Linked DNA regions of Homo sapiens: region 2 is linked to region 1. A link is a loop called in an ENCODE intact Hi-C map of the cell type or tissue named here. Cell type or tissue: PC-9. All regions are shown on one strand.

Region 1 (2,500 bases):
TCCTGGCTTAGTCTTTCCCTATCAGCGGCTGTCTACTCTTTCCCACAAATTTTAGTGACAAATATTTGCGGCCCCAAAAATGTGTAAAAGCTTTCTGCAGTATTCAAAGATCACTAATATGTATTCTCTTGATGGGGAGGTAGAATACGTTTATTGCCCCTTTTGTGTGCCGGGGAAGTGGACATTCATTCAGAGAGTTGAAGTGACTTTCCTGAAGCCACCAAGTTGTCATGGCTCAGCGGGGGCAAAAGCCAGGCACCACAGTTGCCTCTTGTTTCTCACACCTTGAGTCTTTCCCCCCATCTCAACAGTCCATGGTGGTGATCAAGTCATGGCCACTGTCATCATGTGCATGGAAGCTATAGAGTCCTCCTATTTCCTTTCTCTTTTCTTTTCTTTTTTTTTTTTTTTTTTTTTGAGATAGTAACCATTACCCATGCTGGAGGGCAGTGGTGCGATCTTGGCTCACTGCAACCTCCGCCTCCCAGGATCAAGCGATTCTCCCACCTCAGCCTCCCAAGTAGGTGGGACTACAGGTGCATACCACCATGCCCAGCTAATTTTTGTATTTTTTTTTTTTTTTTTTTTTTTTAGTACAGACAGGGTTTCACCATGTTGGCCAGGCTGGTCTCGAACTCCTGACCTCAGGTGATCTGCCCGCCTCAGCTTCCCAAAGTGCTGGGATTACAGGCGTGAGCGACCGCACCAGGCCGAGTCCTGCTATTTTCAAGGAACATTCCTTTTCCTACCAATCATTAGGCAGGCTTCAACATCAGCTGATGAGGGTTAGTGGTCGTTCTGGAGAAAGTGAAAAAAGAATCAGTCTCTAGAGGGGCTTGTGGAGTAACCGCCTGGTAACAGAAGGTCAGGGCAGGGAAGGCAAAGGGGCTCTGCGCGGATCTCTCAGCTCCGCAGGCGCCCCACTCTCCTCCAAGGGACCCGAGCGCCATCTGCTGAGAGGAGAACACGGCCCGCCATGGTTTCCCAAGGAGCAGCAGACACGGACCTCGCAGGGGGCAGCGAACCCACGTGACACAGTCTTCAAGTCCTTTGGAGAGCCCCAGGAAGGAACAACAGCGTGTACACCCTGTGATGGAATGTTCTCTAGGGCGGTTCAGTGTGAATGGAATGTGGGGCCGGTGCCATTCTAATTGGTTCTGTTTCCCTCTAGTGGTTGATCGCGGAGATTTCGGCTTCTCCATCAGGACAAGTTCAGATAGCCTGAGATGGTATCAGAACTCAGGGACAGAGCTGGGTGTGGCGGCCCTGCATCCATCTGCTTTCTCTCCATGCTAACTGATATGGTCAGAGAGCTGGAAGCAAATTCCAGGACCCCAGGGCTCCGCAAAGGCAAACACATTACTTCATCGGCTGCTGACATGCAACTTCCCCCAGGGGTTAAAACAATGTTTAATACTAACAGTAATAATATTTTTGAGTTTTACTTTATGCTGGCGCTGTTCTAATGTTGTAAGTGTATTAACTCATTTAAGCCTTACAACAACCTAAGGACATGGGAGTCATAGTTCCCATTTAAAAAAAAAAAAAAAAAAAGCCCACCATTGCTCTGAGGCTTTTTATGTTTTGGATCCAAAGCTAATATTGGTGGTGGTAATTCCCATGCCTGGCTTCGATCAATTAATCAGCAAATGCCTAGGACTGCTTAGGGTTCTGGCCTTCATCAAGACCTTACCCGGGCTTTATGATGATGACACCTGGCTTTTCAATAGCCATGACTGCTCACCCAGGAGGCAACGCCTCGAGTCATGCACCGAACACCTTTTATTGATCCTCTCCAACACCAGGCTCCGTGATGGCTGAGCTGGGGACACCTGTGACTGCACGTGAACATTTTGAGGCTGGGAATCCCAAAGGCCCTCGGCGTTGGCCTGGGAGCACCATGAAACAAGTAGAAGCAGAGAAGGATGGCAGAGGTGGCCCTCTGCATTAGGGCCTGGATGTATACACTGGTGCTAAGGGGGCCCCACAGCTAATAGGGGTTTGAGTTTGACTGACAGCCCCAGGCAGGAATCTGTGAGAGTTCTCACTGAACCTGGTGTGGGGGTGGCCCTCCTAAGGCATGTTGCTAAAGGCCATCTCTTCTGCCACTGACGCCTGTGTTCTGCAGGTCCATCCTGACGGGTCTGTTGCCACCAACCTCTGGGACTGTGCTCGTTGGGGGAAGGGACATTGAAACCAGCCTGGATGCAGTCCGGCAGAGCCTTGGCATGTGTCCACAGCACAACATCCTGTTCCACCAGTAAGCGACACAGGAACTGAGACCGCCCCATCCCCTCTCCTCACCTCTGCCCCCAGCACACTTCTCTAGAGCCCAGCTCAGGGGTGCCAGGCCTGGGCACAGGCAGAGATACAGACTCTTATTTGGTTTCCCCTATGTTTAAAGTCCTTTGTCCTACTTGCAGTGAGAATTGTCCCTGAGAATATGGGACTCTGCCTCTGCTGCTCAGAGCTGAGGGCTCCTCCCTCAGAAGGGTGAGGC
Region 2 (2,500 bases), 420 kb before region 1:
ATTACCCAGCCTCAGGTATTTTATTAAAGAACGGCCCAATATACTTAAGATTATAATTTCATAAGACTTACCTCTTTACAAAATGTTCTAGGGACCATGATTTTCAGAATCTGTATGAGCCTTGAGAAAAACACCTTGTCCACCACAGCTCGCTCCTTTTTCCCCTCTTTCTGCATTAAAAAAAAGAAGCCCTTTTAAGATAGCTATAACAAACATATCATAAAATTAAAGAACCATGTTTCATCTAAGTCAACATAAACAGCTATCAAGATAAAAACTGAATTTACAAAACACAGACTTGCATACTTACACTGCTCCTCATATTCAAACATGTTTTTGAGAAAACAATGTTATCTAAAAACTGAATAAGGAAGTGAGTTCTGGAACCACACAATTATCTGGGTGAAGAAAACTGCAAGCAGAAGAAATAGCAACTGCAAAATACCAAGGTGAACACCTGCAACGTGCTTGAGGAAGAACAAAATGGCCAACCTGGCTGGAGCTGTGAGGAAGGTACCATCACAGAGGACGAGGTCAGAGAGACAGCTGAAAAAAGGTCAAGGGTTTACTGAGTTTTGTATTAGCCACTTCCTGATTAACACCATATTTAAAAAAAAAAAATCCTGAACAGAATTTTGCCTGATATTAAATAGAGGAAACTTTTGGATTCCTAGATTTACCATTTAACATTTCCAATATACAGTCTGTCAATTCACTCTCTCTTCCTCATAAAATTCAAAGACAGACAAGGTTCTTTCACTTATGCAGCTCACATTCTAGCGGGAGAAACATAGACAAAAAATAAACCAATAAATAAATTATTACAGACAGACTAGACAGGGTCATGAGGGGAAAAAAAAGAACAGTTCACACAGGATGGTCTGAAAAGTCTCTTGACATTTAAGCTTAGACATAAATAAAAAAAAGCCATGTGATTATTTAAAGTGGGTAGCAGAGGGGAGGGAGTGAAGCACAAGGAACAACGAGCACAAAAATACAGTGTTGGAAATAAAATCGGTGTGCACATTTCACAGCAAGATGGCAGTATTGCTGTAGCAAAGGGAACAAGAATGAGAGAAGTTTAAAAGGTAGGCAGGGCTTATAAAGGACAGAGCCTTGAAGCCACAGTAAAGATTGAGAGCTTACTGTGAGTGTAGAGGGATTTAAAAGAAGATAATCTTACCTCTCTCAAGAGTTTTTTCATTTTCACTAGCTCCATGAAAATGGAAGTACTAAACCATTTGCAAAGATAAGGAAACACGTGACGAGACTTACTACTCTTGGACTGTTTGGAAGGACAGGGGAAACTTCTTGGAAAAGGCAAGACACTCCAGAAAAACCCCAATTCCCTGACTAACCCTTTCCCCAACTCCATTATCACAGCTCACTTATCTGGCTAACTACTGTGCTCCTGACAAACAAATACCTGTTTGTATTAGTAGAGTAACGCTATTAGTTAGCTATAATGTAAATGTGCTTTGATTAAATAAATATCTAACTTGATGAGCCTTAAGTGAACTGTTTGGGTACTGAATTAGAATAATAATAACTACCAACTATGTGTCAGACACTGTGCTAAGGCTTTATAGACATAATCCTAAGAAATAAGCACTGAGTGCAGTGCAGAACTGTAGGCCAAAAAAGGAAGTCTGAAGGCACTGTGTTTATAGGGTTAGACTAGAAAGACTACAATAGGAGGAACTGGAAAAGAATCCACCTACCCTGCAACTGCTGGAACAGAGACTCAGCATTTCAGGTCTTTCAGACAAAGTTGCAAACCTCATCCTACTGAGTTACAGGCTCAGTCTACTTAATTCATACATGCTTACATTCATTCATTCAACAAACAACTACTTGATCCAAACCCTATTCCAAATGATAAGCACACAACAGCAAACAAAACAGACAAAAAGCCCCACTCACAGTCCAGTTAGTTGAACTAGCCTATTCTCCTCAAGCTAAACCTTACACATTCAACCTAATCTGTTTGTATTTTCCCCAAACCCAGAAAACATAGGAAGAAAAGAGTAAAGAAAAGGTGATACATATTAACTACCTTTTTAAAAAAAGAAGTTAAACTACTTGTTCTTCCTCCTATCGCCATCACCACTCCCTCCTCACTTCACCTTGCCTTACCTGTAGGCAACACCCTTCTCTATTGCTAGCTGGAACTTTAAGTGGCACAATCCTGAGGTGAAATGGACATCTGAGTTAAACAGAGGACCACCTGTTTCTAGCTACTCTAAAGAAATGATCTAAGACAAACAATGAGGAAAGTTAGAAAAAAAGAATTACAAGAGAGTAACGTTGAAACACTTTAAAATATTAGTTGCTAACTTGTATAAAATTCCTCCTCATTTTCTTCTGTTCCTATTGTCACTTTCCCTATCCTTAAACTGACTGAAACCTGATGGATTTTCATTACGTTTCAATCCATGAAAGGAACTAACTATATTCTTCCAAATTATCATTGTTTTCTGCAAAGGATCACCTGGACTGG

Evidence for each region. Peaks named below come from ENCODE experiments on the same cell type or tissue, not always from the same donor. Only the 100,000 strongest peaks of a DNase experiment are listed, where the experiment ranks them.
Region 2: it touches region 1 in a loop (11-fold over the local background); 27 of 110 quality-filtered maps call a loop at or near these places.

Annotation. Positions count from the first base shown.
Region 1 is chr1:94,044,373-94,046,872 of GRCh38, reverse strand. It overlaps ABCA4 (ATP binding cassette subfamily A member 4), which reads left to right. Exons shown (of 50, transcript NM_000350.3): 20 at 2,129-2,260. Among named protein-coding and RNA genes, the nearest start is that of ABCA4, 76 kb to the left of the region's middle. RefSeq lists an enhancer at 2,015-2,500. In PC-9, CTCF peaks have their summits at 977 (motif pointing left) and 1,176 (motif pointing left); a DNase peak (open chromatin) is centred at 1,092; H3K27ac peaks cover 381 bases.
Region 2 is chr1:94,462,445-94,464,944 of GRCh38, reverse strand. ABCD3 (ATP binding cassette subfamily D member 3) reads right to left here. Exons shown (of 23, transcript NM_002858.4): 3 at 72-170. Among named protein-coding and RNA genes, the nearest start is that of ABCD3, 45 kb to the right of the region's middle. In PC-9, CTCF peaks have their summits at 830 and 1,030; a DNase peak (open chromatin) is centred at 1,044; H3K27ac peaks cover 903 bases.